Linked DNA regions of Mus musculus: region 1 is linked to region 2. Evidence: chromatin loops called from intact Hi-C (ENCODE). Cell type or tissue: gastrocnemius. All regions are shown on one strand.

Region 1 (5,000 bases), 230 kb before region 2:
AACTTTTAGGGATCAGTCAGTTCTCTATTTCCACCATGTGGGTCTCCTTGATTGAACCCAGGATGTCAGCCTTTGCAGCAGACACCTTTACCTGCTGAGCCATCTTTTCAGCCTACTACCGTTGTTTATAAATGGTTTCCTGCTCATTTTCATTTCTCCCTTCTGAGTTCAGAGCATCACCTTTTTGCCTGCATGACATTTGAGTCACCTCATTATTCTCTTTACCGTCTATCTTCCAAGCTTCTTGTAAATGTAGATCTTATGAATGATTATGTCCTTTTTTTCCCTGTGGCTTTCAGCTTTTGAGGTACACTTTGGTTGCTTTAGCCAAGTGCTGATGCTCTGATTGCCTGGCTCCAGTTGTTTCAACAGCTTCCTTTGTGTACTCTGTACCTGCCCTCTGGGCCTTCAAACAGGCTGTTATCTTTTTTAAAGGGCCTTTACTATCTTCTGGCAATTTATTCCTCTTCCCTTTATCTTTAATGTTTGTGTGTGTCTGTGTGAATGTATGCCTTGTGTGTGAATGGAGGCCAGAAGACGGCATCAGGTCCTTTGAAGAACTGGAGTGAGCTCTATGAGATGTGCATAGTGAGTGTTAACTAAATGGATCTCTGGAAGAACAAAAATTGTTCTTAACCACTGAGCCATCTCTCTAGCTGTCTTCTATTTCTTTCTTTCTTTCTTTTTTTTTTTTTTTTAGATGTTTATTTATTGTTATATATAAGTACACTGTAGCTGTCTTCAGACACCAGAAGAGGGCGTCAGATCTCATTACGGGTGGTTGTGAGCCACCATGTAGTTGCTGGGATTTGAACTCAGGACGGTTGGAAGAACAGTCAGTGCTCTTTATCCACTGAGCCATCTCACCAGCCCTGTCTTCTATTTCTTAGTAACAGTTATCACCATAATATTAACAGCAACAGAAAGTACCACTGGATGTATCCTGTGGACCTCTGGTCCTCAGTGTGTGTGTTGCCTGTAGTGCTTGCTCTGGGTGTTCAAGCCTAGGACATCTAATATTGAGTGGCCACTAGTTCGCTTCTCTTGCACTTTGTGAATCTCCTAAGTTTTCTGGGATCAAAAGCTGTTTCTTGTTATTTTATCTTATCTTATTTTTATTTTTAAAATTTTCATTTCTTATATTTAGTATTTGGAATGTGTTTAAAATGGATTGCCTAAGGACATTGCCAGACTTAGAACTTAACTCTTTATAGTTTTTGAGACAGTCTTACTCTGTAGCCCAATGTTGGCTTGATTTCACGCTGTAGCTCATCTGGTCCCTTAATTTGTGGTGATCCTCTCACTTCAGTCTCCCAAAACACAATGAAATCTGCATCTTTAGGAAAGGATCAGTGGAAAAGCAGAATTGTTATATCTATTTGCCAGTCTTAGTCTTACTCTTTGAAAATAAACAGAGTCTGGTTTGATAAGTGTAAGCAGGTTTGGAATGAGGGTAGGCAGTAGTTATAGTTACATTCTTGTGGTGTTGAGGACCAAACCAAGGACCTAATTTGTATTAGGGAAGCACTCCACCCCTCTCCTTTATATTTTTCTCCCCTATTGAACCTATGACCTTACTATGCTGGCATACACTCCATCGTTGAGTTATATCTTAACTTCTCCTTATATACTTGCTTTTGATGACAATTCAGTCAATTTCAAAAGGTAACCAGAATGGTTTCATATTATTAAAATAGAGAGACATTAATAATGTGGACCTGAAATGTACCAGCCAATCAATGTATTTAGTAGGGAACTGCTAAATTTGTTCTTTCATAGTAAGGAGTGATTTTTTTCCCTTCTTTTTTCTAGAACATGTTAAGTATAAGTTTAGAAACAGCTTTCCCTTATCTGTGTATATGTTGTTTGTAGCAATAGTTGTGTCCAGTCTATCTACCTCTTGATTATGGCTATATTTGACCAGCAGGGGGAGCCAAAGTTGCTTATGTGGCTTTATCCCAATTGATTTTTCTCAAGAGAAAAAAGCTTTATTGACAAAGAACATAATGAAAGTTCACAAAAAAGAAAATATAAACACATGAAAAGCATTTTTATTTTGATAACTAATCAAAGGTATGCAAAGTTAATGATTTCATTTATTAAATTGCCAAATGAACTGTCATAGGCTGGCCTTAAACTCAAATTAGTGTGTCTCTGCCTCCCCAGTGCTGGTCTAAAGGTGTGTGCCACTACAACCTGGCAAGAGTAAGTATTTTTAATGTCTTGAATACATGGGTAGTGAAAACACTCAGGCTGCAGAACTACTGTATTGTTGTAGACCTTTGGTGCTGTGAATTGAATACAGGGATATTTATTTACTTTTAAAGATTTATTTTTATTTATGTATGTCATATGTGTGCAGTGTCCAAGGAGAGCAGAAGAGGGCATTGACTGTGCTGAAATTGAATAGGTGGTGGTAAGCCATTTGAAGAAGGTGCTTAGAACTGAACTTTAGTCCTTTGGAAAAGCAGCAAACACTGTTAACTGATTGATTAGCCATCCCTCCACACTATATTGACCATACTGGCCTTGAACTCACAGAGATGTGTTTGCGTTTGCCTTCCAAGTCCTGAGATTAAAGGCATGCTCTACCACTCCCTGCTGAAATTAATTAATTAATTAATTAATTAGAGATACAGTTTTACTTCGTAGCTTTGGCTATTCTGGAACTCACAGAAATCTACCTGTCTCTACCTTCTGAGTGCTTGAAATTGAAGGCATGAGCTAACAGGCCTTGCTGAAAAAAAATTTTTTTTTTGACGATTAAAGCAATATTTTAGGTGTGTTTATTTTTCTTGAGTATGAATCTTTTGCTTGCTTGTAAGTATATGACCACCATACTGAGTGCCCCAGAGGTCAGCAGAAGGTGTTGGATCCTCAGAAACTAGAGTTACAGATAGTTGTGGGGTACCGTGTGGATGCTGCATCCCCTGCAAGCATAAGCACAACTTCTTAACTGCTGAGACGTCTATCTCTTGAATATTGTTTGATTTTTTTTTTCTTGAGACAATTTTATACTATGTGGTCTTGGACTGCCTAGAACTCTGAATAAACGAGGTAGGGCTTGATGATTTTGCTTGTGGCACCGTCCCCTCCCCCCTCCCCCAAGTGCTGGGATTACAGCTGTTCATCTTCATGTTTGCTTTTTTGAGGATTTTTTTAATGCCTTGAGAATTTCAGGATTCCAGAGCTTGAGAATTCTACAGCTACATAAAAGATTCTAAGTATGAAATAGAAGAATATGTATTTCTTATACATATGTGATGGTTTGTATATTCTTGGCCCAGGGAGTGGCACTATTAGGTGGTATAGCCTTGTTGGAGTAGGTGTGTGACTGTGGGCATGGGCTTTAAGCTTATCCTAGCTGCCCAGAAGATAGGAGAACTATTGGCCTTCAGATGAAAATGTAGAACTCTCAGCTCCTCCTGCACCATGCCTGCCTGGATGGTGCCATGCTACTGCCTTGATGATAACATATAAGCCAGTCCCAATTAAATGTTGTCCTTATAAGAGTTGTCTTAGTCATGATATTTCTTCACAGTAATAGAACATTGACTAAGACAGAAGTTGGTACCAGGGACTGGAGTATTGCTGTGATAGGCCTGACCATGATTTTATTTGTGCAGATCTGGCCCAAGATCAGTATGTGATGTAAAGACTGTTTTGTGGTATTTTGGTAAAGAATGGCTGCTTTTAGCCATTATCTTAAGAGTCTGCCTAAAGTGAAGAGATTTAGATTCATTGCTTTGAAAAAGGAAGCCCCCCCCCTTCCCCCCAGGGTTTCTCTGTGTAGCCCTGGCTGTCCTGGAACTCACTTTGTAGACCGCTGGCCTTGAACTCAGTAATTCGCCTGCCTCTGCCTCCCAAGTGCTGGGATTAAAGGTGTGTGCCACCAAGCCTGGCCTGGTATAAATTTTTTTGTGTGGTTACTAAAGTTCCCTCTTATGAAGAGCAGTTTAATGAAAAGGAGCAAGCTGAGAAAGAAAAAATATAAAATATATGGTTTAAGTATTAAAGAGGCACCAAGAAGTAACATAGAGCTGAATCCTGTGTTCAAAGAGATAAAGAGATTAAGGGAGTGTTGATCTCAGAGCAAGATCTCACCCAGCTAAATTTACTGATTGCATTTGCAGTTGAATAAGAAATAGTTTGGACTTTTAATCTGGAATGAACTACAATCCAGAAATGGAGGGCATACTTGTGACTCAGATCTTGAGGCATAGTGGCCATGAAAAGCTGAAGCCCAGGCAAGATGGTATGCACACACCTTTAATCCCAGGAGACTGAGGCAAGCAGATCTCTGTGTTCTAGGCCAACTTGGGACAGAGTAAGTTGTAGGTGAAGAAAGCTCAAGTCCTTTAACTCCAGCATTCAGAAGACAGAGTCTTCAGACCTTTGGGTTCAAGGTCAATCTACAGAGCAAGTTCCAGGACAGCCAAGCTTAAGCCTATAGATGCTGCCGTACTCCTGCCTTAATGATAATGGACTGAACCTCTGAACCTGTAAGCTAGCCCCAATTAAATGCTGTCCTTATAAGACTTGCCTTGGTCATGGTGTTTGTTTACAGCAGTAAAACCTTAACTAAAATAACATATAAAGATAGGTAGAAAGAATGGAAGAAACTTTGTCAAGAACTTACTTGTTTTTGGAAAGAGAGAACCAATTTTCTGACAATCCATTGTCATATAACTAGACGTTTCATTGAGTTGGCAATTCATCTGTCTGGATTGGCATTAATGAATGTTGAGGTGAAGTTTTGTTTCGTTGACCTGAAAAATGAGCTACTCTTAGAAACTTAGTGCTTCTAGAAATTATTTCTATCCTATAAGATGACCCAGGGTGAATTTATCAATAGATACAAGCATTTTTTGAAATCTGTTTTTAGTTCCACATGCCTTTTGGTGATAATCCATTCCACAGATTTTTTTTTTTAAAGAATTATTATATTACTTTTTGTGAGTACATTGTCGCTGTCTTCAGATACACCAGAAGAGGGCATC
Region 2 (5,000 bases):
CAGGCGGGCCCGGCCACGATGCCACAGCCTCAGGCCGCGGTTTGATCGGGAGAGGGCGTTCCACCCCCAGCCTACATCAATCTGAGTGAGCAGTCGACGTGGGCAATTCGGCCCTTAAGAAGCTCATCCATCGGTCTCAAAACTGCTTACCCGCACCAGTATTCAGCGGTAAAATTAACCAGAAAACCTCGAAGACCGAGCTTACTGTACGGTGGGGAGGCTGGGACCTCTTAGCTTTCTATCCCTCTCTGGTTTCAAGGGCTGTTGTAGATGTGGATTTTTTTAAAAATGAAAGTCCCTCATTTAAATGATATTAATAAAATAATATCAGTCAGCACGCTTATAATAAAATACATTAGAGGCATCTCTCTCTCTCTCTCTCTGGATGGCTATGGTTGCCAGTGCCAAGAGAATGATGCTCGCATCAGGGATGAGGGGCCCCTTCCTCGTGTCTTCCAGGCACTATCAGACTACCCCAGGATTCTAAATCTCCGCGGAGTAAGGGGGGGGGTGGGAGGTAGGGGGTGGGAGGTAGGGGGTGAGGTAACGCCCAGAGGTTCCTCCTCTGGCTGGTGTGGTTCCTATGGCAACCCTTAACCCTCTCTCCTTGGGTTGGGAGGGATGGGTGTGGCCGCAGTATCCCAGGGGATCTCATACCCTCTCCTCACACTCTCCCACCGGGAGAGGCAACAGGGTTCAACGGTGGTGGTGGTGGTGGGGATGCGGAGTTGAGCTTGCCGAATCTCCCCATTCCCGAGGGTTATCTGGCTCCCCTAGCAGTGAAACACAAGTGGGGTGTGGTCCTCAGGATGGCCTGGGTGTGGGGAGGGATGTGCTTCCTCTGAGGGCTCCTGCACACGAGAGTCTATCTCGAATCCCACCCATGTGGCTCTGGGTCGAACTGGGGAGTGGGCTGCCGCAAGTCTGTAGATCCAACAAAGGGTCTGAAAAGAGTGGCGAAAAAAGGATGGAGCTGCTCCGAGTGCGTAGGCAAATATCCTCGTCGAATGAAAGCTTCCCGCCTCCCCCCGCACACTCCCCCAAAAAACCAGGGCTGGGAGCGCAGATCCTAAATCACACGACGAACAAAGCAGCGAGCTCCCCTAGACGACCTCAGGTGAACGCTCTGGTGCGCACCGCTGCAGAGGCAAAACGCCAAGGCTTCCGTGTTCATCACCCCCTGTTCTTTAACATGGGTCCAAGCCGGGTCCTCCAAAGCCTGGCCACAGCTCTTGGCATGCTACGATAGAGACGTGACTCGCCGCAAAAAGATGGCACCTCGCGTTCAGAGAGGGGGGAAAAAACGGAGAGGGGTGGCAGCGGGAGGAGACACATCGTACTCCCCCCTCCTCGCCCACCCAGGTCCACACCCACTGCCGCAGTGAGGGGCGAGCCCTGCGCGCCAGCCCGCGCCTCCGGCAGGGAGCGCACATGCCGGGAGCCCGGCGCAGAACGCAGAGAAAGAAACGCGCCCCGAAATGCACCTGCAGCCCTCGCGTGGGTCTGTGCCTGGCTGCAACGCTGCGCGCCCTCGAGCGGGGAGCCGCTGCCAGCCAGCCCGCTGACACCGCGAGGCCAGGTGACCCCTGACTCTTCGAGCTCCCACATTGGGATCCGCGCACTACCTTCTCTCGGGCACGGCGCTGCCCCTGTCACTGTACCAAGCGCGCGCAGGGGGAAGGGCGACTAACGTGACAGCGCCTGGACCCCTCCCCATCCTCCGGATTCCTCCCAGCCCCCAAATGTCCCCTGCCGGCTTCTGAAGGAGGAAAAGGGGAGGGGGCGGGCCACCGCCTTAAATCAGGGCCAGTGAAGGCCGTGTCAGAATCGCTGTCAGGGAGGTGGAGAGACATGAAGGCAGTCATCTTTTCTAGAACCCGATCCACACCTTCCTTAGGGCTGATGGCAATCAGGAGCAGAGAAATCCGATTTCAGGTTCTGTTTCGGGGGTCGTCGTTGGACCCCCATGCACACTCACAGACCCACGCCCATTGCGGCAAAAGGCTGAGATCCAGATTACAGAACAACCCCTTCCCTAGGTCACCGTCATCCGCGCCCCACCCTGCGGGCACAGCCCCCCTCATTTGCGCGGAGCCGATAGTGGGGACCCCAGCACTCATAGATACACGCATTCGCTCGCGTGCGTGCATCTCTTGCACGCGTTCCTTCCCAGCTCCCCAGCGCCTAGGGCGCAGAGAGGCCCCCGCCGTTGCGCCTGATTGATGCCCAGCTCCCTAAATCCATCTCTGGGGCGAGGGGTGGCAGGAGGACGGCGCACAGGGCCAGAGGGGACTGGATTTCAGAGCTGCGGCGCTTACCTGATAATCGACAGAAGGCGAGGACAGAAGAGGACAGCGGAGGAGAAGGTGGTTGTGGCGGCGGCGGCAGAAGGTGGGCGGTGGCGGCGGCGCTGCTGCTGGTGCTGGAGCTGGTGGGTGGCGGAGACTGAGAGCGCGCGCGGCCGAGAAAGCGCGTTCTGGAGGCCGGCGGGCAGCGCAGGCGCGAGCCACGGGAGCGCGAACCTCCCTAGGGGAGGGGCGGGCAGCGAGGCCTGGGCGGGCACCTCCCCTTCCGACCGCTAGGGGGCGCACGCGAGCGCCCCTCAACCCTCCTCTCTCCGCGCCGCTCGGCTCGCCCCTCTCCGCGCTTCCCTCCCCGGGTCCCGCCACGCCTCGGGCCGCGGTGCTGACCGCCGCGCGCACGCGCATTCCGTGGCGCACGCGCACCCGGCCTCCCGGGGCTGCAGCCTTTGTCTAGTCCAGGGGTCCCCTCCCTCGGTCCCCGCGGGGTCCAGGCAGAGCGGTGTGTCGGTCATCGTCCGCTTTTCAGTTCACCCTCGCTGGCTCTCCAGGCGGTACACCGTGAACCCCAAGTGCTACAGGCTCCCCGAGTCTCCTAAAATGTGGCCCTCCAGATAGAGCGCACTTTCTATTTCCAGGGCCAGCTGTTCGCTTGCTTTCTTTCCACCTGTTTTTGTTAATGGCCAAAGTGAATGATTTCCTTGACAAATCTTCTCGAAACAGATTAACTTGACCGTAATACACTTTAGCGTTTTCGTGGAAAAACAATTGTTTTTAAATCAAGGAGCATTCAAACCCATTAGGTATCTTGACTGTGACCCTAGCGAAGAAAAATCTTTAAATAGGTAAGTTCTAATGATGCTTACCACACACACTGCAAGGCATTTTCACAGAGTTATTTTTATCTCGTTTATTGAAACACCTTTGTACAGCGTGAGAGCTGAATTTTTAAGGTGCCTGCTGGAGATGGCCACCTGCTGGATGTCAAGCTTCCGGTTGAAATTGGTCATTAGTTCTCCTTCCAGCTACGTAGGCGTGGGCTGTGGCTTTAGCTTAATATCTTACCTCCCCAAAGCTCAATTCTCTTGGACAGCTGGAGCCTGTTCAAATGCAAGGAAGAGAGACAGGCACCTACTTCTTGCCAAAGAGGCGAAAACTTGTCTTGAAGCTTTCATTTGCATGCCGTTTTTTCTTTATTTTTCAAGGCAGGTTCTCACTATGTTGCCCTGGCTGGCTTGGAGCTCACAGAGATCCCCTGCCTGCCTCTGCCTCTAGAGTGCTGAGATTAAAGGTGTGCACTGCTATCCCAGCAGTTGTTTCTAAAACTCCAACGTTGTACCTGCTCGGTGTGTTGGCTCACATCTGTAATCCCAGCATTCAGATAGGCTGAGACTTGTTCAAGATCAGCCTGGGCTATATAGCAGAATCCAAGCCAGCCTGAATTGTATTACAGGGTGAAAGTGAGTCAACAAACAAACAAACAAACACACTTCTGGGCTGGGGGGGTGGATGGTTGTGAGCCACCATGTGGTTGCTGGGATCTGAACTCAGGACCTTCAGAAGAGCAGTCAGTGCTCTTAACCCCTGAGCCACCTCTCCAGCCCCCAAAATAAAATTTTGAGATAACTTTGGGTTCAGTTTTCTAGCACCACAAACATTTTTTCCCATATGAGCTTAATTACTGAATTATTCTGGAATGACGCAAATGGGGCTAATTTCTTTTTACTTTCTTTTTAAAAGAATTACTTATTTATTTTATGTATACAAGTACGCTGTAGCTGTCTTCACACATACCAGAGAGGGTATCGGATCCCATTACAGATGGTTGTGAGCCACCATGTGGTTGCTGAGAATTGAACGCTTGCTATCTCACCAGCCACAGAGGCTCTGAATTTCTAGGTCTTGCCTTGCTATTCTTCTAACCACAAACAGCATGCCTGCTTCAAGACTTCTGCATCGGTTCTGGACATCTAGGAACTTAGTAGTCTTCCTGCTCCTCTTTCAGGCCAGCTGTGCTCCTGGTCAGATCAATTTTCAGACATAGTCCTTTCAGTCACGGCAGTCTCTTGCTCAAAGATGTCTACCGGCTTTCAACAGGTGCACTTAAACTCTTTGGCCTAGCATCTGGTCCTCCTGCCTTGATCAGACCTCCCCTCCATTCTGCTCTGTGACTGAGGCCACTGAGGCCACTCCACTAAATCTCCTTTCCACCTTTGTACTCTGGGGCTTCCCTTTGCCTACAAGGTCCTGGCTCTTAGTCCTGCCCATGAATACCCTACCTAAGCTTCAAACTCAAGGTTAGACTTTACCAAAGCCTTCTCCGCTCACTGCAAGTAGAACTGATATTTCCAGTCTCTACAAGGCACTTAGCTATATTATTCCTGAGGAGAGGAGAAGAGTTTATATTTATCTTTCCATGTTGGCACCTTATTATTGTCTCCAATAGTTGTCTTTACCCTGTGTGGGTATTGAGCACCCTTGCCTGATACCAGCTATGTGATGCACACATGTCCAAACAGAAACTTAAGACATTGCAAGTTTGTATCTTTGACTCTGCTTTCCACTACCAGAAAGACATACTGCCATGTGCTGCTCCCGAAGCCCAGATTCTGGAGTAAAAGGCTTAAGGAAGTATATACACCATGAGGGAAAAATTTAATTTATTGCAGGAGCCGCCAAAGATTTTGGGAGCTGGTTGTT

What was found. Hi-C counts contacts between places; a loop is a spot of excess contacts. Peaks named below come from ENCODE experiments on the same cell type or tissue, not always from the same donor. Only the 100,000 strongest peaks of a DNase experiment are listed, where the experiment ranks them.
Region 1: it touches region 2 in a loop (2.9-fold over the local background); 2 of 42 quality-filtered maps call a loop at or near these places.

Annotation. Positions count from the first base shown.
Region 1 is chr11:104,458,679-104,463,678 of GRCm38, reverse strand. It overlaps a transcript of Kansl1 not described here. Among named protein-coding and RNA genes, the nearest start is that of Kansl1, 19 kb to the right of the region's middle. In gastrocnemius, CTCF peaks have their summits at 1,929 (motif pointing right) and 4,988 (motif pointing right); a DNase peak (open chromatin) is centred at 1,931.
Region 2 is chr11:104,228,926-104,233,925 of GRCm38, reverse strand. It overlaps Mapt (microtubule-associated protein tau), which reads right to left and starts at 2,490. Exons shown (of 12, transcript NM_001038609.2): 1 at 2,319-2,490. In gastrocnemius, CTCF peaks have their summits at 1,419, 2,565 (motif pointing right), 3,275 and 4,159; DNase peaks (open chromatin) are centred at 1,593, 2,539, 2,631, 3,320 and 2 more places; H3K4me3 peaks cover 3,521 bases; H3K27ac peaks cover 3,973 bases.